2 separate regions of the Homo sapiens genome follow, and region 1 is linked to region 2. Evidence: chromatin loops called from intact Hi-C (ENCODE). Cell type or tissue: dorsolateral prefrontal cortex. All regions are shown on one strand.

The links. Peaks named below come from ENCODE experiments on the same cell type or tissue, not always from the same donor. Only the 100,000 strongest peaks of a DNase experiment are listed, where the experiment ranks them.
Region 1: a loop joins it to region 2, with 18 times the contacts of the local background. A loop is called at or near these places in 6 of 110 quality-filtered maps.

The regions. Positions count from the first base shown.
Region 1 is chr9:106,874,875-106,882,874 of GRCh38, reverse strand. All of the region lies in intron 1 of ZNF462 (zinc finger protein 462), which reads right to left. Among named protein-coding and RNA genes, the nearest start is that of ZNF462, 16 kb to the right of the region's middle. RefSeq lists an enhancer at 3,700-4,447. In dorsolateral prefrontal cortex, a CTCF peak has its summit at 3,099; DNase peaks (open chromatin) are centred at 3,254 and 3,694; H3K4me3 peaks cover 1,462 bases; H3K27ac peaks cover 6,758 bases.
Region 2 is chr9:106,976,126-106,984,125 of GRCh38, reverse strand. All of the region lies in intron 9 of ZNF462 (zinc finger protein 462), which reads right to left. It overlaps LOC340512 (a long non-coding RNA gene), which reads left to right. Exons shown (of 5, transcript NR_126029.1): 5 at 7,472-8,000. It also overlaps the pseudogene RPL7AP44. Among named protein-coding and RNA genes, the nearest start is that of ZNF462, 120 kb to the right of the region's middle. In dorsolateral prefrontal cortex, no CTCF peak of the experiment used is centred here; a DNase peak (open chromatin) is centred at 3,485.

The DNA.
Region 1 (8,000 bases), 100 kb after region 2:
AGGCTTCCATACCACCAATTTACCCTACAAAATACATGCCACCATCCATTTAGACTTAATAGGTCAAAGAAAGTCTTGGAAAAAGACCTGTCTTCCTCTTTCACATAAAACCGCAAATGAGTTTCCTCCAGAACCAATGGCCTTGAATCACTGAATATTCGAGTTTGAATTTTTCTTATCCAATGTTTCAGACTCAATTCTATGAAATTTAACTCTATAATGCACTGAAGATCATTCAGGATCATACTAGTCAAATGTCATCCTCACATTAGTATCTTTCAAAAGCTACCGACAAACAAATTTTCCTTGGCTTCTTTAACCTAGACTGTTAGACATTCTTACTTCAAAATGTACATAATATGGATTGTAGAGATGGGTAGTTTTCTTTGATTGAGAACTTACATTAACTTTCATTTTTTAATTGAATGCTATAAATCTAGCGATGTTTCAGGCAGAAATGACTGCTCAGAAGCAACTAAGAGACTATTCTGTTTCAGATATGTAGGCACTTTTAAGGAACAGATATTTAGGAGCAATATGACATTTTTAAAAATGCTAGGTTTGGTTTACAGACTCCATACATTTTGACTGTGTACATCTGTTTTAGGCATTGCTCAAGGCACTAGTGAGCAAGGGAGACTCAGCCTGCCTTTCTGTAGCTTCTAGTCTAGTCCTGTTCAGGAACTCATTATGAAACAAATCAGTGGTTGGCCTTCAAAGTTGATCAGCTAAATTTTAACTGAATAAGATCTTTTTCCCTGAAACCAGTCAATAAGGCTGCCTGCACACCAACATGAAGAGTTGCACACTGGACTAGAGGTGATAGAAAAAAGGCTTGTAAGACATTAAAACTGTTAAGACATTTGGATTCTAGATAATCAAATAGCTTACATCTGTGCTATTCCTGGAAAATTTCAGGTTTACTATAGAGGAGTTAGTCGTGTAGCAATAGTCAAAACAAAAAACCAGAACTTCATCTAAGGAATTTAATATATAATCTATTATAGAATGTTCAAGATAGCACAAACAGAGGGTAAGGTACTTTGCTTCCCTTTTACCAGATTTTGGAGTCATGTTTCATAGGGGAGCACACTGGCTTTGAAAAGCCACCATATAATAAAAAATATTGCTCAGCCTCTTTAGCCAAGAAGGTATATGTTTGTCAATTTTACCAGTACAAGCTTCAAGGAGCCCTCAATTGGGATTTCATGTAAAACTCAGGTATATTCTGACTTCTAATCAGATAGTCACTGTTTAACAGTGCTCTACCTATAGAAAGTGTTTAATACAAACTCAAAGATGGGAGGAAAGAAAATTAGGATTTTTTGTGTGTCTACTATATGTCAAGCTCTGCACCAGAGATTTCTTTTCATGATTTCCTTTATTCCTCAAAAGAACTTTACAAAGTGGATTTTTTTTCCAGATAGGGAAATTGGGGACCAAAGATTAAATCATTCCCTCAAGGTCACCCAGTTACTCACTGACTCTGAGGTCTACGATCTTTCCACTATACACCATGGCCCTCACCACCAAGGTCCTCACAGGCCTACCAATACTGACAGAAAAGGGTCCCCCTTCGATGTGTCCTCTGCGCTAGAATCAAGTGCTCCTCCCTCATATGAGGGCACGCTGCTGCTCCCAACATAATAATCTCCAAGCCTAGTGTTTGAAAAGATGGTCTAGAGTTTCTCAGAGGGCCCAAACACTGATGATGGAGCAGGGTCAAGCCAGTTCCTAAGATACGAAGCAAGATGAACTCAGCAGGTCCTCCTGCCAACTGTCCTCGTCCTTACTCATCTGGCGAAGCATGCCAAGGCCTGCCTGGAATGACGCAGGAAAGGGTCACCATGGGTGATCCTATACCCCTCCAAATTGTTACAAAATAAAAGCTCAGTGCTGAGACAGGCTGGCTCCTTGAAAACCTGCCAATATTGTTTTGTAGGAATCAGAATTCTTAAAGAAACTATTTGTATCTATCAACCTCAGAGTTAAACCCACGAGGTACAGAGTAACGTACAGGTATAAAGGTCAAAGGTCTAGGAATGTGTGGACCCAATCCATCTTGGGAGTCCAGGTCCCCACACTGCCTACTAGACATTCCTTTTTAATTCACAAAGGAACCAAAATGTTTTACTTTTCCCTTATACTGAAGTTCTGACTACAAACACATTTAAATAGAGAAATATAGGTGAGTATCAGTTATAAAAGGCCCAACTTAAACCATTAATAAAAATATATCCCAACAACCACTCTTTCTATTCTAGCAGCTCCACAAAACTGACACCAGAAAGGCAGGATCACTGAAATTTAGAGCTACTTAACATAAACAAACACAAAGTCCACACTTGGGTTAGGAGATGTGGCTAATTTTAGATGAGTGTTTTACACGGGATGAAATGGAGCCTTGGACTTCTCACTGGTTTAATGCAGCCCTCGTACCTACATTTAGCCAACACCACTTCAAAGTTTTCTCAACTATGGAAAACAAGTGGTAAGGTAGCTGAAAGAAGGAATTCATTTCTGCACTGTTAAGTTCTCACAGGCAAACTGTTCAGTCTGTCCCAGCTCCTGGACTGCACAGGCCCAGACAGAATCATGAGCTGATGCAGAGAAGATTTCAGCATTCGGGAATATCTGAAGAGTCAGGCTTTGCAGTGCTTCCACTGATCAGCATCTGAGGCAAGTATTCATTCAAGAGAGGCTGTGAAAATCCTCCTGAGCGGGCGGCAGAAATTGAGAGGGCTCTTGGTGGTTACGAGCAACTCTGTTTGTCCCATTCCTAGGAAAGCTCTGGAATACTCCATGCCTTGAATGCATATAGAACACAGTCTCAGATATTAGAAACAATTCAACTATCATGTTCAACTGCTACAAGGATCCACGATTCCAAGAGTCAGTGAGTTGCTCTCTCTCCCTTTAACACAGCTGTGAAGTCCACTGAATATCCAGCCAAGTGTACTTGTGAATTTCTTCCCCTCTCATGCCAGTGAGAGGACCTGGTTTCAGCCTAGTGGTATGATGTACTTGCTCATCAGCTTTCAGGTTTAACAAGGGAAAACAATCTACCCCTCAAATTGTAGAAGCTTTCTTTCCAGGGGAACTAGACAATCCTGATGGCTCTCTCCAGTTACATAGCAATTATATAATTGCTAAGCTTCTGCAGAATCACTGGAACCATTCTGCAGGCTTCTACCAACTACAGCTGCAGCACAATGTTCCGAGATGATTGCAGGCTTTGAATGGATGGCCGGTCTCAAATCTGAGCACAAAGGGACATACAATGGGATTCCATCTCAAGCACAAAGATGCTCCTGCCTAATGAAGCCCTTTCTCCTCCTCCCAGTCTGTGCAGTAAACTCTTTCCTTTGCCCGCCCTACATGTGTGTGGAATGTGGTTTACTCTGTTTATGCTGACAGGTTCCAAAAGAGGCAGAAAAATCAGCTGAAGTTTTGCCATGGACCATGCACAAGGTAATCATTTAACACATAATGTGAAAGCTCCAGAAGAGGACAAGAGACAAGGTGGGGGGTGGGGGGGGGGGTGGAAAGCATCTCTCTAGGCTTCCTGCACTGGCATGAAATGACTGCTTCCCTTCCTTCTGCCAGCTCCAATCCTTCATGTTGACATTACACATCCTGTACTGTAGATCCACCCCCATGCTGCTGCTTGCCCAGCTGAATTATCTCCTGCGTCACAGCGGTGGTAACAGAACTGCTGGCTCGGCAGACCTGAAAGCACCATTTCAATGCTTAATGCATTCAGCAACTGGACACATTACCAGTGCGTCAGGGCTGGTTTGTGGCCCTCTCAGCAGCCATGCAATACTTGACCTAACCTTCTGCTAACCAGATGGTCTGTTTGCCTCTTGGGACCAAACCATTAAACTTTACTTTATTAAATTCTATCCAAATGTGGGGACAGTTTACAGCAGCATGTCTGGTTCATCTCCAACAGGGTTGCTAAGATGAAAATGACCTAAAAATAACTGGAAACTCTACTTCACACCAACAGAGAACAAGATATTTTGGAGTAAATATTTAAATCATCTGCCAGATTACGAACCACAGCAGCACTGACTATATGGTTAGCAGATTATATTGTAAATATATACACACAAAGACGTAGAAATGAATGCATCTAAACAGGAATCCACTACCCACAGCCTAAGCCACTCTTCACCATCCCCTGGCTCCAGGCTATTTGAATGTGGCTGAGGACACCTATCTCCATCATAATCACTCAATTACCAAAACAAAGAGCCTAACACAACTGTGATAGAGAGATCTCATATCCCCTGGGTTTGACCACCTAGGCATACTGTAGCCGTGCTTAGTACTCACTCAAAAGGAGGAGCTCAGTAAGTGTTCAATGAATGAATAGACGTATGGGCACATATTCCTTAAATAAACAGCTTCTATAAAACACATGAAGACACTAAATTATTTCCAACTCTATCATCCCACAACTGCTAACTAAGCATGCAAAACCAGGCATTGGATGAATGGCAAGAGCATGCCATCTGTACCAGAGGCATTGGGTGGCCCCTAATTGATCATTGCAAATGAACGGTAGAGATGGCCATTTATTGGGCCCCTGGCAGGGTGCTGAATGCTTTACATACATTATGCCTCTCAGGCTTCACCAGAAAGAGAATTCCACTTTAAAGATAAGAAACTGGAGCAGAGGAGCATTATGAGCTTGACCCAGGTTCACAAAGCTAGGAAGTGGCAGGCAGGGGAGTGAATTCAGGTCATACCCCACAGCCAATCACTTTCCCACTACTCTGTAGTCACAAATAAGCAAGGATCCTACATGTCACGAACTGAACACATGTGACAGTAGCATTCCCAAATACATCTCTTAAGGAAGTAAACAACTGGACAACCTTCCCACTCCCAGTCTTTTAGGGGTCCTAGGGAGTCTGGGGTTCAGCTCCTACTCTTTCATCCCATATTTCTTACTGTATTGAGGGCATTCTGTACTAATAACCACTGCCACAGCCACAGCTACATCTCTACTCCTTTAGTTTTGAGTTCTACCCTTTGAAGACCAAAAATCTCTCATTTAGGAGAATCCTAGAGATTTGAACACCAGTAAATAAACACAAGGTTTTTCTTTCCTCCTCAAATAGCTCTGGACAAAGTTAGAGTGGCAACTCTAAAGTTTATTTATAATTAAAAAATAGTAACATTCTGGCTGGACGCAGTGGCTTACACCTGCAAGCCCAACACTTTGGGAGGCCGAGGTGGGCAGATCACTTGAACTCCTGTTCAAGACCAGCGTGGCCAACATGCTGAAACCCCATCTCTACTAAAAATTAGCCAGGCATGGTGGTGCATGCCTGTAGTCCCAGCTACTCGGGAGGCTGAGGTGGAGGAATCACTTGAACCCAGGAGGCCGGGCTTACAGTGTGCTTGAGATCATGCCACTGCACTCCAGCCTGGGCAACAGCGCAAGATCTTATCTCAAAAATAGTAATAATAATGATAATAATAATAATAACAACAACATTCCAATGACATATTTATTTCTCTGGAAATTTCCCAAATGTAAAAAAAAAAAAAAAAAAAAAAAAAATCATGAGTAGTTTGCTTGTACAGGTGAAAAATCACTATATGGTTTTACCAAAGAACCACTTACATGTTCTTCATCTTTCCCACTAACATTCACACCACCACCACCACACCACCACCACCACCAATAAAGCTACCAATGAATGTCCTTTTGGCCAGACCCAATAAGGTAAGTCTGGTTAGGCCCTACCAACACCATTCCACGTTTTCTACATTTTAAAATATCATCTACCCTTAAAACACTCTAAAATTAGTCTCCTTACCCGTGAGGTCTCAAAGCATCTGATATTATAGTACATTAGTAAGACCAAGTAGATGTGGACTATTGAAATAAACATTTGCACAGAGAAAACCAAAGCATTTCTAAGCCAGGCTATGGGGCAGTCCTCAAACTGGCTAAGAGATATGTATGTGAGTAGAGCAACAGTGAGGCAGACAACATTTATATAAACAGCACAGCCAATATTTTCTCTGCAATAAGGACAATTTTCTTCGACATATCATTTTTGCCAGAATGATGCCAAACAATAGGAACAGTAATAACATCTTTCTTCTGAAAAGCTCAGAAAACTTCATGTTTATTAAAAATTGTTCCCCTACAACACTCCAGGGAATAGCTCTGCAAGGTCAGGTTGAAGGCGTTGTTACCATATAAATGTACTTTTTCCAAGAGGAAATGGCATCATTCTCGGGTAGTTTACAAGCTCCTACTGAATGCACACACAGCAATACAGAGTGCTGCTTCATCCACAGAACATCAGTTGAAGATGTAATAAAGTCTAGCTGGGAATGGACAACTGCAGCAAAGACTACTCATCAGTAAAGGGACACACAGCACAAAATTAAACAAGCAGGATTCCAAAAGCTGACTTTAAGACCAAGAACAAAATACCTAATATACTGACCATAGATAAATGGGGCAAAGCCCTGGAGAAGATCTCTGCCTCAGTTTCTCTATCAGTGAGGAAGGAAGAAACTATCACTTTCTTCCTTCCTGGCCATTATGAGCCAGGACTCTTAGACACATATTATTTTTTAATCCTTATGTTAGTTCTACAGATTCAAATTATAATAATTTCTATTTTACTGGGTAGGAAATCATGGGGACAGAAAGGATAAATGACTTACTCAAGGTCCCACAGCTAGTAATGGACAGAGACAAATTTCAGCCTCAGCTTGTGTGGCCCCAAAGAGTATATTCCACCTACTACACATCACTTTCTTAACAGAGACCCCTGCACAGAGAACTGCATTTTCACCCCAGAAATTCTAAGAGATGACTATTTGCACTCTTGATGTTTTAGAGAAAAATAAGTGCCTAGAGAGTATCTATCTATCTATCTTTCTCTATGTATAGAGATACATGTGTGTACATATACATACATATACATATATACACATATAAAGCAATATATACAGTAGCTGAGTTCCTAGTTGTTCTTAGTTGCTCTGAAGTTCAGCCATGGTGTGCAAGTTTCAAGTGCATTATTTTCCCATATAACTGCATGTCAGAAAGGGAAGCCTGCCAAATGACAATCTGGCCCAGTGATTCACAGTGTCACACTGACATACCCACACTGTATCACTTCTGATACAGGTTGTTGTTAGTATTTCCTGGAAATCATTGACTTCATTTGGGAGATAAACAGTAAACAACGTCCCTAGTAATGACACGTTCTTTTTTATACTAGAATACACTGGCAGCAAATTTCATAATTTGGAGGAAAGGAAGGGGTGATATAAAGTTAAAAGTTCTCGATTAACAGTTCCCTCAAATCTTAGTGATCATGTTGCTAAGGCATTATCTTAAACACAGATGACTCTCTTTTTCGTTTTAAGATTATGCCTTATAAAGTAAAAGATCTATTCAAATGAATCATATTCAATCGACTTAACAGGTTTCATGTGCTGAGGTAAATAACAATCCAGCCAATTTGGGATTTTTATCCTTCAAGATTCCTATTGCTGATTTATGAAAGCTTTGCAGTTATACTTGACCCCTAAAAACTTAAGAATTTCTTTTTCTGTAGACACCAACACAAGCTATACAATATGTGCATGGTCACAGACAAAATAATATTGCCACGACCTTTCTACTAAGATGGGGGAAAGATCATGGAAAGGGGGCAAGAGGGGAAGAAAGAACAGGCAGAAGCACATTGGAAACATCAGATATTTACCGTTGAGAAGCTGCTTCAAATAAGATTCCTAACACTTACCTATGCTGGGGTCAATTTTGATAATTGTAGTTGATGTCTAGAAATGGGGTTATGAATATAATTATCATGAAGCAGCAATTGGGCAATCACCACCTAATTAAGCCCACTGACTAGATTATCTTGTTTTCCCCTAATAATCACCTAACATTTAACACTTGTTAATTTCAGGACCTATGGGTGATGTTCATTCATTATTAACAAGCTACA
Region 2 (8,000 bases):
TTCTTTGGAATACAAGAAGAAACTCACCCAATCTTGCTGCTCCTCGTGGATCTGGTTCCTTGAACTGACACACATGCACCCTGCCCCTCCCCTAACCCCCAAACAACATATTCCTCAGGAATGAGTGGGTGTTTTTAAGACCAAAAGCTCTTTGTGTACTTAATACCCAGAATGACCTATAAATAGAGGTGGGGTGGGCTAGTAGGTGCTTGCTAATTCCTGAATGGAGGTGATTAAGGCAAGGGGGAGGAATAGAAGTAGCTGCAATTTTTACCAACATTAATGATTACTGACAACAACCATTAGCATGCCTTCCTTCCTCAGCAAGTGCAACTGAGGCTGGACTTACAGATGTCTTTAATGGGGAAAGAAACTGACATTCACCAGGCACCTATGTTCTGGTACCTTTCTATCAGCAACTTTATGAGGCTGGAGTTACTCTCATTTTTACAAATAAGTACAAATGGGCAACAGAGTCTTTAAGTAACTCTCCAAAGGTCATAGACATTGCAGTTGGCAAAGCAGAGATGTGAAACCAGGTCTGCTTAACTGTAAATCTATTATTTCTCACTATTTCCAATTCCATTCTCATTTCCCCTTCTAAGGTATTCTCAAAGAGACTCTTCCCTCCTTTTGAAACTAAGGGGATTTCTCATCTAATATCAAGTCTGAAAGCAAACCTGTACACTTTCATTCACTAAAACTCCAACTATGAAGAGCTCACAAATGAAATGACTGCAGGCAACAATCGGGGGAGGTGGGGTTGCGCAGGAGACAGGGAGGATTTGTGTCTTTTTAGACAGTCTGTAATCTGATTGTCAGAGGGAAAAAATAAAAGAGAGAGAGGATTTGGGTGCTTTTCCCGTTAACATACCAAATGCTGTAGGGCTGGAAATGCGTGTGCTTGTTTATTTTGCACTCTCTCACCCTTGTGTTTAACTGCTCAAATTAAATTTCACACCAGTCTGCCCAGAGTATCAGCGCACACGCCAGATATCCATAACTGGGATAAAATTAAAATCTGTGCTATTTATGCAAGAATCAAATATAGCATGTGTTTTCATGCTGTGTCTGGATTTCAGAAGACTCAGAAAGTTTACAAATGGACGCACACAACATATACTTATATTATTTAGAAACAGCAATGTATTATTAAGTCAAGAAAGCATGATTTATTCCCAGAGTCACTGAATAGCAATGTTTCCAGGGCATCGGTACGTTGTACACCGATGCGACTCACTCTTTAGAGTCCTCCCTTTGTTGCTGGCCAGTGTGCAGGCTCTAGGGAATTTTCCCCACCCAATGTCATGCCTTAGTCTCAACCACAACACTCTGATTGTAGGGCAGTCACTGCCTTGGGAGTCCTTGAAGGCAGCGATTAATCGGCCCGCAAAATGCTGGGCAGAGGAAGCGTGGAAGGTGGTATCTGCAACATACCCCCTGGAGCTCTAATGCATGTTATTTTCCCTATACAAAGAATCAGTTGCTTATTTAGAAATATAAATATTTTTAAACCCAAGTATAGCAGACAGCTAAGAAACACATGATTATAATGTAATCCACACATTTTTTTAGAATAGCAACTGTTTAAGTCCTCTAACCATTCAGTTGTATGGTTTGGTGTAAACGGAGAAAAAAAAATGCTTTGGCATAAACTAGTAAATCTTAAGGAGCTCATGCTAGGATATTCTATTCTTGTAACTCAAGGTTTCTAAAAAGTAGCATTATTGAAATTTTGGGACAGGATAATTCCTTGTTGTGGGGGGCCAGCCTGTGCATTGCAGGATGTTTAGCAATAACTGTGGCCTCTACCCACTAGGTGTCAAAAGCACCCCCTTCTCTCCAGCTGTGACAACCAAAAATGCCTGCAGACTAACACACTCTGGGGAGGCAAATTGACCTCAGCTGAGAATCACTGCTCTAAGCAAAGTGCCAGGCATTAACTGCAACTACGCTGGGTAAGGCACTCATGGACAGAACCCATGAACAAGCTAGTGTCAACAGCAAGAGATGGGGCATGCAGGCTGAACCACGGGGAACTGCCCCCATGCTGGGGATATGCCTTTAGACCTTAGGAGTTCATGGGAAGTGTTGACATGAACTTTACTGGCATCTTCCTTGGGACTGCATCCCCCTTGCTCTCTCTACATTTTAGTTCCTCATTTATATGTTATCATCTCTACTGTTTCTACTTTCATTCTTTGGCTTTGCCCTGTCCTGCCTGCCTTGGTTCCGTTGACCTCTACGGTGAAGAAGAACAGCCCGGTATCATTTTTCATATAATGATGTCCCACACGCCTCAAAGATAGTCATTCAGTGACTCTCCAGTCTTCACTTCTCCACAATTAATAATCAGTTCTTTCAAACTTTTTTATGAGCCTCCTTTTCAATTCCTCTACCACTTAGGTTGGTTTTCTTTGCAGTTTCCAATTTCACTATGTGTGTCTAAGTGAATTTTACACAAAGTCATGAATAGTCAGAATAACACCCTGAAGTTCAAGTAATTATTCATGTGAACACCACTGCAGACTATTAAGTGCTCGCTACGGTTCAAGCACCGTTAGGTGTTCTACCCTTGACATAACTTTTTGTTCTCATAACACCCTGCAAAGTCAGTTCTATTTTCTTCAGTTTGTTGATGTGGAAACCGAGAACTGATCAATTAAGCTACTTCCTCAAAGTCACACCTCTGGTTCAGCACAAAGCTGTGACCTGGGAACACAGGTCTTCTGATCTCTGCCAGGGCCCTCCTCTTGGACCCCTGATAAGAACTCTCCAGTCTGTATGTGTGTGCTTATAAGCCTTTCATTCATAATATTTAAAAAATGCAAAAGCTACAGATTTCTAAGGTAACCCTTTATATCTGAATGTCTTTCAAGCACCTTCTACATTTGAGGAAAGGGTCAAATCCCTGCTGAACTTAAATCTGAAATCTAGAACTTCCCATTTCCAAACTAAGACAATGCCAGTCTACCAAATCTCTTAATTATGTGAGTTTTTACTGAGATATTAATTTTAGAAAAAAAGTTAGCTTTTTCCCCTTTCTAAAAACATGGTTAACATGACCAAGATAAAAATAAAAAAAGACAGACTTTAAAAGGTGGGCAAATGACTGACAGTGTTTTCTGAATGAGGTCATTCATTCTTGAGGCAAATGAAAGACATAAAAGTTAAAAACTGGAATGGTTCCAGGTATAGACTGGGCTCTGCCTTGGTTACAGAAGCTCAGTGCTCAGGGCTTTTTCTATGGGGGCAGTGACAACTGTGGGTCTTTTTGACTTCACACCTCTCAAAATTACCTTGGGTGAAAACTCAAGGCCTGAATCACACTCATTGTGACTCAGCTTCTAGCACTGGCTGCAAAAATATTATGACTTCACCAGTTCAACTACAAGATGGATTGTGTCTCTCATCTCCTCCTACTCAAAAGATGCTTGGTGCTGCAGCAGGACATAAAACCGAAGAGGTTGGGCCCGAGAGTAATGTCACATTGAAGCACATGTGTACTAAGGTGCAACAAGAGCTGAGAATAGCATGCTTTCAAGCCTCCATGGAGGTCAGTGGAAAATTCTGCACAGCTGCAATACAGAGGGTTCACTTCTGCTCAAATTGGCGAGAAACCACACCACTGCAGAGCCCAGATTCAACTAGCAAAAATCCTTCCTGAAAGGCACACCACAACATAGGTGGGTTTCCTTCCCAGAACATGCCAAGTCTACATGAAGCAATGAGATTGGAAGTTCTTCACTCCACCAAAACTTTGCGTGCAAATTGCCACTCTAGAGGACTGAGTCCCTCTTTGCACCAAAGCAAAGAAGTGACAAAGTCTGAGTATTAGAGAAAGCTATGAAGAAAATAACATTATTTTTATATAAATCATCCCAAAACATAGCCATAAATAGACAAACATAAACACAAGCAAAACAGTTCCTGGTAGGAAGTATGAGGTTTTGATGTTAGCCAGGCTGCCATCCTCAAGCTAGAAGGAACTGGAAATGGCACCTCTAATTCTATCAGGCAAAGGTATTTGGAGAAGTTGAAAGGAAACATGTAATTTCACTGAATAAAATTAAAGATTGGCAATCTCACTGTAGACTTTATTCTCAAGAAAAATGACACTGATCAGATAAATTAGGGGAGATTATTTCCGTTCCCAAGGCTCCCACTTGCAAGGTTCAGTTAAATGCGGCATTTGTCTATGTATTGGGAAACAGAAACTTTAAGTTAATATGCCAATTAAAGACCCATAGCAGTGATTACATGGTTCCAAAATTACAATGTAAATATGTGGCAAAACTGTGTTTCATCCCTAAAATCTGTGGCCAGTTTTTAAGGCTCACTATGGATGTGCAAGATACATATACATGGGCAAAGCTAAGCATGAAACATTGTGCTTCCAATGGTGATCAACTCAATAGGAATACCCTCATAAAACTATTATTCACCTGTTTTTTAGTCTCTCTTCTCGTTCAAGTTCAAATTCCTTCAGTGCAGAAACCTTGCCTGACTCTTCATGGCTGTATCCCTACAGCTTAAAACAATGCTAGAGCTTTCTCCTCCAGCTGCCCAAGATGTCAAAAGAAAAAAAGGCCAAGGGGAAGAAGACGGCCTTGGCTCCTGCTGTCATTAAAAAGTAGGAGGCCAAGAGGGTGGTGAATCCCCTGTTCGAGAAAAGGCTTAAGAATGTTGGCATAAGACAGGACCTCCAGCCCCAAAGGGACCTTAGTCCTTTTGTCAAATATTCCCACTACTTCTGGCTATAGTAGTAAAGGGCTACCCTATAAGCAGCTCAGAATGACTCCTGTGATTAACCAATTCACCCATGACTTGGACCCCTAACAGCTACTCAACTGCTTAAACTGGCTAGAGACAAAGCAAGAGAAGAAGATTGTTGGCCTGCATTGAGAAGAAAGCTGCCAGCAAAGGGAATGTCCCCACGAAGAGGCCACCTGTCCTTCCAGCAGGAGTTAATACTCTTACCACCTCAGTAGAGAACAAGAAAGCTCAGCCGATGGTGACTGCACATGATGTGGATCCCATGGAGCTGGCTGTCTTCCCGCTTGCCCTGAGTCCTAAGAAGGGAGTCCCCTATTGTATTATCAAGGAGATGGCCAAATTGGGGTGTCTAGTCCACAGGGAGATCTGCACTACTGTTGCCTTCACACACATTAACTTGGAAGACAAAGGCGCTTTGGCTAAGCTGGTAGAAGCCATCAGGACCAATTATAATGACAGATATGATGAGATCCCACATCACTGAGGAGGCAAGGTCCTTGGTCCAAAATCTGTGGCTTGTGTTGCCAAGCTGTAAGAGGCAGAAGCTAAAAGACTTGCCACTAAACTGGGTTAAATGTACACTGTTCAGTTTTCTGTATATAAAAATAATAAAAAGTCTCCTTCAAAAAGCCAAAAACAAAATAAGGCTGGCATATAGTGGGTGTTCAATAAATATTTGTTGCATGAATGAAAACCTACCAAAAGTCCTACCACTGACTTCATCCTTGAAAGAGAAGTTCAGGGCTTAATTTTTCCCTAGTTAAACTCATCAAATCATGGTCAATCTCACCAAACGTTGATCTGACCTAAGTTCACAGTTCCTGAATGAGATGGGTCTACCAATCCTTTGCTTCAACCTTTGCTAAATTAGTATTCAATAAGTGTCTCATCAGTAACCTGATCAGAATTTGTCCTGGCTTCCCATCTGTCTACTGACTAAAGTTCCAACTTCTATATTAGTATCCAGGCGCTTCATACTTTGGCCAGAACATACTTCTCTGGTATGCTTCCTATTCTCTTCAGGACCCCGGAAATGTCTAATAACATTCTGCAAACATGTCTTGCTTCCACCGACCTCAGTGGTTTATTAAATTGTCTCTTCCCTCGTGTAGTGGGTTGAAGAGTGTCCCCCATAAACTTAAGTCTACCTGGAACCCCAGACTTTATTGGGACATAGGTTCTTTGCAGATGGCAATCAGTTAAGGCCAGACTAGATTAGGGTGTGCCCTAAACCCAATGACTAGTGTTCTTATAAGAAGAAAAGAGGGCACAAAGAGATACACATAGAGAAAAAGCCCATATGAAGATGGAGACAAACATGAGAGTGATGCAGCTATAAGCCAAGTAGCGTCAAGGAACGCTGGGAGCTGTCAGAAGCTAGGAAGAGGCAAATAAGGATCCTTCTCTTGTGCCTTCAGAGGAAACACAGCTCTGTCAACACCTTGATTTCAGAGTTCTAGCTTCCAGAACTGTGAGAGAATACATTTCTATTGTTTTAATCTACACATTTGGTGGTCACTTGTTACAATAGTCCTTGCAAACTAATATGCCCTGCCTTAAGTCTTCTCTGCCTGTTGAAATGTTATCATGGCTCAGTTTGAAAGCCACCCCTCTCTACTACAAACAGAAATATACCTAGATACCCATCACTCACTGTCTTGTCTATACTACGCACATGCTCATCTCTGAGGAGAGTGGGTGCTGGGTCTTATGTTCCCCATTTTGCCCAAAGAACCAAGCATAGCGTGGCACGTAACAAGCAAATAATGAATGTTTGCTGAACACATGAGTAAACATCATACTCTCTTTTGCTGTGGCCAACATAAATCCCTGATTAGTTCATATTCAGATTTCCCATGAGCGAAGTAGATTCTCTCTCTACTTAAATATATCAATTTATACAGACAAAAAGCAATGGAAACTCTATTTCTGCCAGCAGTAGTTCTGTCTCTGGGCCAGTTCAGAAGTTGGTTTTCTTGCTTTTCATCCCACATACTTTAATTAACTAAGACCTCAGAAAGATCTTGTACTGTGGACCTGAGAGACCAAGGATGTCATGGATAGAGCAGGAAGAGGACAGGTGCAGAAGGAGCCATGTCTTGTTACTTTGAGATCAGCCCCAACTCAAAATTGCAAGGCAGACATGCAGCTCTGTCTCTCGACTTGTCAAGGTCAGCTTCCTACTGAGCTGCCATTTTGAGTAGAGATGGACACCAAAGCCAGGCCGGGACACAGATGGTATACATGGCTGTCCTGAGGCACTCTGCTGCCTGTGGATCCGTGGACTTCCCCTCTGACCTCCTCTGATAATTCTGTCTTTGAACTCAGCCGCCACAGCTACTAGAACACTCAACAGGGTGATACTACCTCTCTCAGGGTGAGAGAGTGACGCCTGGTGGGTAAAGGCAAGAGCTGTGGGTCAGACAAGCCTGGGTTTAAATCCCAGCTGGATTACTTACTAGACATTTCATGTTCGTCAAGTTGTTAGCCTTTCTGAATCCATTTATTTCCTCATCATGGGGGATAACAGTCATCCACCACATAGGATTTTGTGAGAATTCTATAAAATGACATACTGTAAAGCACTTAGCACAGTACCTGCTAGGCAAGCAACCGGCAACAGTAACCATTGTTGTTATTATTGTTAATGTTGTTATTATTACTATTAATCCTCAAATGCTCATGTTCATTTCAGATGGATGTTTTCTGACCTTGATAAGGACTCTGAAAATGATCCTTACAAGTAAACAGAAGAGACCACAAATAACCAGTGACAGGTAATGTGATGAGACATGGGATCAAAGGACTGCGATTGACTGCTTACCAGTTGGGTGACTTTGAGTGAGTGATTCCAGCTCTCATGTGCCCTGCAAAACTTACTATTGTATTTATGATGGGCACAATATGCACTACGTCACACACTGTGCCCTTCAGGAAAACCTGCTAGACAAATTCCTCTAGGTTTCAGTGTCTAGGATTCCTGAAAATTTCCTGAATGACAGTTCAAAAAAGTCTAACAAGCAGTTGAAATCTGGTTGCTTCTGTGGGTTTCTTTTCTACCATGGTAGGCAAGGAATCTCAGGGCGAAATCTGCAGCCCACTGTGAACAAGGGCATGGCACCTCATGGTATCCACTGGGTATCCAAACTCTCAGCTAGCTTTTTCATACTTAGAGGTGAACTTTCCACTAGTTTCTTCTTATTTTGCATTTACCCCAATTTCCT